2 separate regions of the Homo sapiens genome follow, and region 1 is linked to region 2. A link is a loop called in an ENCODE intact Hi-C map of the cell type or tissue named here. Cell type or tissue: IMR-90. All regions are shown on one strand. Each heading gives the region's core, and the rest is flanking DNA. Links, peaks and the distances in the headings are about the cores only. Region 1 has its middle 17 kb from the start of RHBDD2. Region 2 holds the start of CCL26 (C-C motif chemokine ligand 26).

Region 1 (5,243 bases), core at 1-5,000, 90 kb before region 2:
GGTTCAAACAATTCTCCTGCCTCAGCCTCCCAGTAGCTGGGACTACAGGTGCCCACCAGCATGCCCGGCGAGTTTTTTGTATTTTTAATAGAGACAGGGTTTCACCATGTTGGCCAGGCTGGTCTCGAACTCCTGACCTCCAGTGATCCACCCACCTCAGCCTCCTAAAGTGCTGGGATTACAGGCATGAGCTACCTGTCTGGCTCATCTCACCATTTTCTGTAGGTGGTGCAGGAATCCTGGAAAGAGATGACCATGGTTGAATGAGGGGAGTAGCAGCTGAGGAGGGGAGAAGCAGGTGGATTTCAAATATACCTGGAAGTGGAGCCTATGAGGTGGCTGATGGAGTGGGTATGGGGGTAAGAGAAAGAGAGAAATCAGGCCGAGTGCGATGGCTCATGCCTGTAATCCCAGCACTTTGGGAGGCCGAAGTGGGTGGATCACTTGAGCTCAGGAGTTTGAGACCAGCCTGGGAAACATAGAAGACCTCATCTCTACAAAAAGTACAAAAATTAGCAGGGCATTGTGGCATGAACCTGTAGTCCCAGCTACTTGGGAGAGTGAGGTGGGAGGATTGCTTGAGCTCGGGAGGTCGAGGCTGCAGTGAGCCCTGATTGTGCCACTGCACTCCAGCCTGGGTGACAGAGTAAGACACTGTCTCAAAAAAAAAAAAAAAAAAGAAAGAAATCAAGGAGCACTCCTACATGAATAGTCGTGCCCTTGAGTTTGGGGGAAGCTAGAGGGAGAAGAAGATTGGCATTGGAGTAGGGGTAGGAAAGGTACCATTGCATTTTGGAGAGGACAGATTGAGGGAAGCTGAGAGGGCAGGGAAGGCATGGGGGCAGAGAAGCAGGATAATTGAGAATTAATCTATTTAGGCCAAGTGTGGTGGCTCACACCTGTAATCCCAGCACTTTGGGAGGCCGAGGCAGGCGGATCACGAGAGGCCAGGAGTTCGAGACCAGCCTGGCCAACATGGTGAAACCCCGTTACTATTAAAAATACAAAAATTAGCTGGGTGAGGTGGTATGCACCTGGATCCCAGCTACTTGGGAGGCTGAGGCAGCAGAATGGCTTGAACCTGGGAGTCAGAGGTTACAGTGAGCTGAGATAGTGCCAATGCACTCCAGCCTGGGTGACAGGGCGAGACTCTGTCTAAAAAAAAAAAAATAAAGAGCAGTGAGTCTATTCAAAGTGATTCAAGGTGACAAAATGGTGCAGAACTGGTGCAAGGACAGAAATGTGGACCAATGGAATAGAAGAAAGAACACAGAAATAAACCCTCATATTTAAAGTCAATTGCTTTTTGACATGAGGACCTAGACCATTCAATGGGGAAAAGGCAACATTTTCAACAAACGGTGCTGAGAAAAGTGGGATATCCATATGCAAAAAAAAAAAAAAAAAAATGCCATTTGACCCTTCCCTCACACCATATACAGAAATTAACTCCAAATGAGTCAAAGACCTAAATATAAGAGGTAAAACTTATAAGACTCTTAGAAGAAAACACATTGGCTTTGGCAATGATTTCTTGGATGTGTCACCAAAAGCCATAAAAAGGCAATAAAAGAAAAAATAGAGAAGTTGAACTTCATCAAAATTTAAAACTTAAAAAAAATTTTTTTTTTTTAAATAGAGACAAGGTCTCACTATTTTGCCCAGGCTGGTCTCAAACTCCTGGGCTCAAGCAGTCCTCCTGCCTTGGCCTCCCAAAGTGCTGGGATTACAGGTGTAAGACACTGTGCCCGACCACCAAATTTTCAACCTTTGTGCATCAAAAGAAACTATCAAGAGAGTAAAAAGACAACCCACAGAAAGGGAGGGAATATTTACAAATCAAATCCAAAATATATAAAGAATTCCTACAACTCAACAACAAACAAACCAACTGAAAACTGGTGCTGGGTACGGTGGCTCACGCCTGTAATCCCAGCACTTAGGGAGGCCAAGGCGGATGGATCGCTTGAGGTCACGAGTTTGAGACCAGCCTGGCCAACGCGGTGAAACCCTGTCTCTACTAAAATACAAAAATAGCCGACCCCGTCTCTACTAAAAATACAAAAATAGCCGGGCGTGGTGGCCCAAGCCTGTAATCCCAGCTACTTGGGAAGCTAAGATAGGAGAATCGCTTGAACCCTAGAGGTGGAGGTTGCAGTAAGCTGAGATCATGCCACTGCACTCCAGCCTGGGCAACAGGAGCGAAACTCCGTCTCAAAAAAAAGAAAGAAAGAAATAAAGAAAGAAAATTGGGCAAAGAACTTGAATAGATATTTCTCCAAAGAAAATAGACAAGTGCCAATAAGCACATAAAAAGATGCTCAACATCACTAATCATTAAGGAGATTCAAACTGAAAAGACAATGAGATACCACTTCACACCTTATTAGGATAGCTATGACATATTTTTAAAAAAACAGAAAATAACAAGCGCCGGCAAGGATGTGGCAAGACTGGAATCCTTTTGCACTGCTGATGGAAACGTAAAATGATGCAGCTGCTACAGAAGACAGTTTGGCAGTTCCTCAAAAAGCTAAGACATAGAATTACCATATGACCTAGTAATTCCACTACTGTGGGTAATTCCACTAGTGTGTGTACTTCCACTTGCAATAATGGATAGGACAGCTAGACAGAAAATCAGCATGGTTATGGAAGACTGGAACAACGCTATCAACCAACTAAACCTGACAGGCACAGATAGAACATTCAACAACAGCAGACTATATAGTCTTCTCCAGTATACGTGGAACATTCTCCAGGATAAACAGAACACACATTAGGCCATAAAGTGAATCTCAATAAATGTAAGAGGATTGAAATGATGTGGCTCGTGCCTATAATCCCAGCACTTTGGGAGGCCAAGATGGGAAGATTGCTTGGGCCCAGGAGTTTGACAGCAGCCTGGGCAACATGGCAAAACCCTGTCTCTGCTAAAAATACAAACAGTTGGCCGGACGCGGTGGCTCATTCCTGTAATCCCAGCACTTTGGAAGGCCGAGGCAGGCGGATCATGAGGTCAGGAGTTGGAGACCAGCCTGGCCAACATAGTGAAACCCCGTCTCTACTAAAAACACAAAAATTAGCCGGGTGTGGTGGTACGTGCCTGTAGTCCCAGCTACTCGGCAGGCTGAGGCAGAAGAATTGCTTGAACCAGGGAGGCGGAGGTTGCAGTGAGCCAAGATCACGCCACTGCACTCCAGCCTGGGCAACAGAGCGAGACTGCGTCTCAAAAAAAAAAGAAAAAAAAAAGCAAACAGTTAGCCAGCTGTGGTGGCACATGGCTGTAGTCCCAGCTACTAGGGAGGCTGAGGTGGGAGAATCTCTTGAGCCTGGGAGGCAGAGGTTGCAGTGAGCCGAGATCCCCACCACTGCACTCCAGCCTGGACGACAAAGTGAGACCTTGCCTCAAAAAGAAAAAGAAAATTGGCCGGGCGCGGAGGTTCATCCCTGTAATCCCAGCACTTTGGGAGGCTGAGGCGGGTGGATCACAAGATCAGGAGATCAAGACCATCCTGGCTAACATGGTGAAACCCTGTCTCTACTAAAAATACAAAAAATTAGCCGGGCTTGGTGGCGGGCACCTGTAGTCCCAGCTACTTGGGAGGCTGGGGCAGGAGAATGGCATGAACCCGGGAGGCAGAGGTTGCAGTGAGCCGAGATGGCGCCACTGCACTCCAGCCTGGGTGACAGAGCGAGACTCCGTCTCAAAAAAAAAAAGAGAAAAAGAAAATCATGCCAAGTATGTTCTCCCTATTACAGTGAAATGAAATTAGAATTCAATAACAGAAAAAAAATGTGGAAATTAAACAACACACTTCTCAATATCCAATGGATCCAAGGAGAAATCACCAAGGGAATTAGAAAATAGAGCTGGGCGCGGTGGCTCACACCTTTTACCAGCACTTTCGGAGGCCAAGGTGGGAGGATTGTTTGAGCCCAGGAGTTTGAGACCAGCCTGGGCAACATAGTGAGACACTGTCTCCACACACACATAAAAAAAGCAATTATAAAATACTTCCAGATGCTTAAAAATATACTAAAATTTGTAAAATGTATTAAAAACAGTGCTCAGAGGCTGGGTGCAGTGGCTCATGCCTGTAATCCCAGCACTTTGGGAGGCTGAGGTGGGTGGATCACTCGAGGTCAGGAGTTCAAGACCAGACTGGACAACATGGTGAAACTCCATCTCTACTAAAAATACAAAAATTAGCTGGGGGTTCTGGCATGCCCCTATAATCCCAGCTACTCAGGAGGCTGAGGCACGAGAATCGCTTGAACCTGGGAGGTAGAGGTTGCAGTGAGCTGAGTTCACGCCGCTGCACTCCAGCCTGGGCCACAGAGTGAGACTCCATCTGAAAAAAAAAAAAAAAAATATTAGAGTGGAAATAAATGAAGTAGAGAATAGGAAATCAAGACACAAGATGAATGAAACCAATATTGGCATATTAGTTTTCTAGGGCGCTGCTGTAAAAAAAAAATTTACTACCAACCAGGCGGCTTAAAACAACAGAAATTTAGGTTTCTCACAGTTATATAGATATCTGTAATCTAGGTGTCAGCTAGGTTGGTTCCTTGGAGAGGTTCAGAGGGAGAAATTGTTCCATGCCCCTCTCCTAGATTTGGCGTTTGCTAACAATTCTTGGCATTCCACGGCTTGTAGACGCATCACTCCGTTCTCTGTTTCCATCTTCACACAGCATTCTCCACTGTGTGTCTGTGTCCACATTTCTTTTTTTGTTGTTGTTGAGACGGAGTCTTGCTCTGTCACCCAGGCTGGAGTACAGTGGCGGGATCTCGGCTCACTGCAAGCTCTACCTCCCAGGTTCACGCCATTCTCCTGCCTAAGACTCCCGAGTAGCTGGGACTACAGGCGCCCGCCACCGTGCCCAGCTAATTTTTTGTATTTTTAGTAGAGATGGGGTTTCGCCATGTTAGCCAGGATGGTCTTGATCTCCTAACGTTGTGATCCGCCCACCTTGGCCTCCCAAAGTGCTGGGATTACAGGTGTGAGCCACTGTGCACGGCCTCTTTCTTCTTATAAGGACATCAGTAACTGGATTAAGGCCCACTCCACTCCACTATGACCTCATCTTCACTTGGTTGTATCTACAAAGACCCTACTTCCAAATAAGATCACATTTGCATATTCTGGGGGCTAGAATTCAAACACATATTTTTGGAGGACACAATTTAACCCATAACATTGATTCTCTGAAAAGATAAACATAATTGACAAACCT
Region 2 (5,489 bases), core at 248-5,247:
TTGGGAGGCTGAGGCGGGCAGATCAGTTGAGGTCAGGAATTCGAGACCAGCCTGGGCAACATAGTGAAACCCTGTCTCTACTAAAAATACAAAAATTACCCGGGCATGGTGGTGCATGCCTGTAATCCTAGCTACTCAGAGGCTGAGGCAGAAGAATCATTCGAACCCAGGAGGTGGAGGCTGCAGTGAGCTAAGATTGTGCCACTGTACTCCAGCCTGGATGACAGAGCAAGACTCTGTCTCAAAAAAACAAACAAACAGCTGGGCATGGCGGTTTATGCCTGTAATCCCAGCACTTTGGGAGGCTGAGGCAGGTGGATCACTTGAGGTCAGGAGTTCGAGACAAGACTGACCAACATGGTGAAACACCATCTCTACTAAAAATACAAAATTAGCCGGGCGTGATGGCGCATGCCTGTAATCCCAGCTACTTGGGAGGCTGAGTCACGAGAATTGCTTGAGCCTGGGAGGCAGAGGTTGCAGTGAGCCGAGATTGTGCCATAGCACTCCAGCGTATGCAACAGGAGCAAAACTCCATCTCAATAAAAACAAAAACAAAAACAAACCACCCTCTCATGATCATCCAGACTGTTGTGCCTGGTTTGAGTGACAGGCAACTCACCATCTATCCTCTTCCCACCTACAACAGCTCTGACTATCACAAACTTCTGTTAAGTTCTTTTAAAAATTTGGCTGAAGCCAGGTGTGGTGGCTCTCCCCTATAATCCCAGTGCTTTGGGAGGCTGGAGTAAGCAGATCGCCTTGAAGCCAGGAGTTTGAGACCAGCCTGGCAACCTTTGGGCTCTACAAATTTCTTTTTTTTTGTGACAGAGTTTTGCTCTTTTTTCTTAGGCTGGAGTGCAATGGCACGATCTTGGCTCACTGCAACCTCTGCCCCCCAGGTTCAAGTGACTCTCCTGCCTCAGCCTCCCAAGTTGCTCGGATTACAAGCATGAGCCACCACAAAATTAGCCCGGCTAATTTTTGTATTTTTAGTAGAGACGGGGTTTCACCATGTTCGCCAGGCTGATCTCAACCTCCTGACCTCAGACGATCCCCCTGCCTCTGCCTTCCAAAGTGCTGGGATTACAGGCGTGAGCCACTGTGACTGGCCCCACACACACACACAAAATAATAATAATAATTGACCAGGTATGGCCAGACGTGGTGGCTCACTGTAATCCCAACATTTTTGAAGGCCAAGGTGAGACAGTCACTTGAGCCAAGAGTTTAAGACCAACCTGGGCCACATAGAGAGACCTCATCTCTATTTTTTTTTCTTTTTTGAGACAGTCTTGGTCTGTCGCCCAGGCTGGAGTGCAATGGCGGGATCTCGGCTCACTGTAACCTCTGCCTCCTGCATTCAAGCGATTCTCCTGCCTCAGCCTCCCTAGTAGCTGGGATTACAGGTGCCCGCCACCGTGCCTGGCTAATTTTTTTATTTCTAGTGGGGACGGGGTTTCACCATGTTGACCAGGCCCTCTCTCTCACTATATATATATATTATTTGTTGTTGTTTGTTTGTTTTGTTTTGTTTTAAGCCTCGGGTGATTGTGATGATCTGTCAGGTTTGGGATCTGTTAGATCTCTCAAATGCCCCCAGCCAGCCCTGGCCCTACAGGTGTGGCCCCAAGAAGATGGGCTGGCACCTGCCTGGACCCTGTTTTTAAATATCCATTGTCGAGGTTGGGCTACTCTATGATCACATCTTGAGACCATCCAGAGCTCCACACAGAGATAAGCAATGCTTAGAAAGGAAACAAAACTTTGCCCAAGAGCCAGAAACCTATCTTCAACAACCAATTGTGCTATAAAGTAACTTAGTTCAGTTCACTGGAATATTACTTAATTTCCTCTGCTTTTTCTTTTTAAACAAGAAAGTGTTGACTCAGCCAACAGCACTGGGAACCAGACTCCCTGGGGCCTGCCTGCCCCTGCTCTTCTCCCAAATTCTCTTCTTTTTTTGTCCCTGTTGATGGAATTCAATAAAGGGATCTCTACCATCTGTCACTTGTTTTTTTTTGTTGTTTGTTTGTTTGTTTTTTTTTTTTTTGGCAGAGTCTCACTCTGTCGCCCAGGCTGCAGTGCAGTGGTGCCATCTCAGCTCACTGCAACCTCCACCTCCCAGGTTCAAGTGATTCTCCTGCCTCACCCTCAGGAGTAGCTGGGATTACAGTTGCCTGCCACCATGCCCGGCCAATTTTTGTGTTTTTAGTAGAGACAGGGTTTCTCCATGTTGGCCAGGCTGATCTTGAACTCCTGACCTCAAGGGATCCGCCCACCTCGGTCTCCCAGAGTGCTGTGATCACAGGCATGAGCCACCACGCCCAGTGCCAGATTATCTTTCTTCACTGTCTAATTTCATTCCTATGAGTATTAGTTTACTTTTCCTTTGTTGGGTCAAAAGTGCTGCTTCTGTTCCCAACCACAGAATTCTCTGGAATTGTTTTCAGGGCCGTCTCAGTCTCATAAAAGGGGATCAGGCAGGAGGAGTTTGGGAGAAACCTGAGAAGGGCCTGATTTGCAGCATCATGATGGGCCTCTCCTTGGCCTCTGCTGTGCTCCTGGCCTCCCTCCTGAGTCTCCACCTTGGAACTGCCACACGTACGTAGCTGGCCCATTCCCCTCCTGGGGTTCCTTCCCGGACCGCCTGGGAGTGGATGGAAATGAGTATCTCCAAACCCTTCCTCTCCCTGATTTTTAGGTGGGAGTGACATATCCAAGACCTGCTGCTTCCAATACAGCCACAAGCCCCTTCCCTGGACCTGGGTGCGAAGCTATGAATTCACCAGTAACAGCTGCTCCCAGCGGGCTGTGATGTGAGTATTTCTCGGACGTACTTTCTGGGGCCCCATCAGTCATGCAACAGGATGGGTGCTGGGCAGACCCCCAGGATGAGCCTTGGGATGGGAACCTGGAAACCCCACCTCTGCACACTAACAAGTGTGACTCTGAGCTTCAGGTAGAACCTGACTTTTTTTTTCTCTTTTTGAGACGGAGTTTCTTTCTTGTTGCCCAGGCTAGAGTGCAATGGCACGATCTTGGCTCACTGCAACCTCCCCCTCCCGGGTTCAAGCAATTTTCCTGCCTCAGCCTCCCAAGTAGCTGGAATTACAGGCACATGCCACCATGCTCAGCTAATTTTTGTGTTATTAGTAGAATTTCACCATGGTTGGCCAGGCTGGTCTTAAACTTCTGAGCTCATGTGATTTGCCCGCCTCAGCCTCCCAAAATGCTGGGATTACAAGTGTGAGTCACTGGACCCAGCCAATCCCCACTTTTAATAAACTCACAGTGAAGTAAGAGCTCAGGAATCATCAGCTATGATGAATAACCTTGAAAATGTGGCTAACAATTAAATGACATGTTGAGTGCAGGGTTCCTTTCTGGGGTGATGAAAATATCCTAAAATTGATTGTGGTGATGGTTGCATAATCTATGACTATACTAAAAACCATTGAATTATAATTATAGCCTTTAAATTGGTGGAGTTGTACATGGTGGGGAGGTTTAGACGATCGCTTGAGCCCAGGAGTTCAAGGCTGCAGTGAGGTATGATCGCACCACTGCACTCCAGCCTGGGTAACACAGAGAGACTTCATCCCTAACAAAAGAGAAAAAAAAGAGTGAATTACAGTTATCCCCCAGTAACCACAGGGGATTGGTGCCAGGATTTTGGCATACAATTTCCCCTGAATTTATGCAGCTTTTGCATCACCGAGTTTTGTATTTTCTATCCTCCTTTGGTTGGCAAAAGGCTGCCTATGAGTGGGCCCACAGAGTTCAAATCCGTGTTGTTCAAGAGTCAACTGTATGTGCCGTGTGAATTATATCCCAACAAAGCTGTTCTATTACAATGAAAGAATCAGCCAGGTGAGGTGGCGCAGGCCTGTAAGCCCAGTTACTCCGGAGGCTGAGGCAGGAGAATCGCTTGAACCCGGGAGGCGGAGTTTGCAGGAGTAGAGATCGCGCCACTGCACTCCAGCCTGGGTGACAAGAGAGAAACTGTTTCAAAAAAAATAAAATAGGCCGGGCGTGGTGGCTCACGCCTGTAATCCCAGCACTTTGGGAGGCTGAGGTGGGCAGATCTCCTGAGGTTGGGAGTTCGAGACCAGCCTGACCAACGTGGAGAAACCCTGTCTCTACTAAAAATACAAAATTAGCTGGACGTGGTGGCGCATGCCTGTAATCCCAGCTACTTGGGAGGCTGAGGCGGAAGAATCACTTGAACCTGGGAGGCAGAGGTTGTGGTGAGCCGAGATCGCGCCATTGCACTCCAGCCTGGGCAACAAGAGTGAAACTCCGTCTCAAAAAAAATAAAAAATAAAACAAAATAAAGGCTAGGCGTGGTGGCTCACACCTGTTATCCCAGCACTTTGGGAGGCCAACACAGGCGGATCACCTGAGGTCAGGAGTTCGAGACCACCCTGGCCAACATGGCAAAACCTTGTCTCTATTAAAAACACAGAAATTCGCTGGGTGTGCTGATGCGTGCCTATAATCCCAGCTACTTGGGAGTCTGAGGCAGGAGCATCACTTGAACCTGGGAAATGGAGGTTGCAATGAGCTGAGATCATGCCATTGCACTCCAATGTGGGCAACAGAGTGAGAGTTCGTCTCAAAAAAAAAAAAAAAAAATTAAGTGTCCTGGTGCAGGTTACATGCTGCAGGCTAGAACTGGTGGAAAACGGTAAATGGTACCTGGTAGAGGTGGGTCTGGAGGCATAGTTTCCAGTGGAAATCAAGATAGGAAAGAGGAGGGAGACAAGGCCCAGGAGAAGAGGGGACAGGGACAGAGAGCAACAAGTTTGTGGCAAGGCCAGAAGACTAGTGAGAGAGCTGCCCCTCCTTCCCTTTCTATCCCACCCCAGGAGGCAAAGAGTCTCAATATTGACTTATCCGTGTCTCTTTTTCACAGATTCACTACCAAAAGAGGCAAGAAAGTCTGTACCCATCCAAGGAAAAAATGGGTGCAAAAATACATTTCTTTACTGAAAACTCCGAAACAATTGTGACTCAGCTGAATTTTCATCCGAGGACGCTTGGACCCCGCTCTTGGCTCTGCAGCCCTCTGGGGAGCCTGCGGAATCTTTTCTGAAGGCTACATGGACCCGCTGGGGAGGAGAGGGTGTTTCCTCCCAGAGTTACTTTAATAAAGGTTGTTCATAGAGTTGACTTGTTCATAACATTTTTTGTCCATAAAACCCGAGTTTTCTTTAAGGAAAGAAAATTGATTCAATATGGATGGCTGGTTGCCTGGGAGGTCCCCAACCCCCGGGCAGACCCCGATACGGAATTCTGCCGTGGGTTTTTGTTTGTTTGTGCAAAAAAAAGCAAGGGTAATTTTAATACACTTTGGTAAAATGCTTGGTGAATTTTTTAACATTATTTAGAGAAAAAAGTTTAGTTTATTTGGAAAAGTAAGTTCTGTGCAACACCTCACAGCCTGTCAGTGCCGTGTAAATGTAGTAGCTCCGTGTTTGGCAGCG

Evidence for each region. Peaks named below come from ENCODE experiments on the same cell type or tissue, not always from the same donor. Only the 100,000 strongest peaks of a DNase experiment are listed, where the experiment ranks them.
Region 1: it touches region 2 in a loop (12-fold over the local background); 2 of 110 quality-filtered maps call a loop at or near these places.

What each region holds. Positions count from the first base shown.
Region 1 is chr7:75,859,089-75,864,331 of GRCh38, reverse strand. No RefSeq gene overlaps it. Among named protein-coding and RNA genes, the nearest start is that of RHBDD2, 17 kb to the left of the region's middle. In IMR-90, for the core only: no CTCF peak of the experiment used is centred there; a DNase peak (open chromatin) is centred at 2,521; H3K27me3 peaks cover 149 bases.
Region 2 is chr7:75,769,219-75,774,707 of GRCh38, reverse strand. It overlaps CCL26 (C-C motif chemokine ligand 26), which reads left to right and starts at 2,497. Exons shown (of 3, transcript NM_001371938.1): 1 at 2,497-2,604; 2 at 2,705-2,819; 3 at 4,919-5,170. The coding sequence starts at 2,532. The coding sequence ends at 5,015. RefSeq lists a silencer at 1,683-1,977. In IMR-90, for the core only: no CTCF peak of the experiment used is centred there; DNase peaks (open chromatin) are centred at 2,457 and 3,257.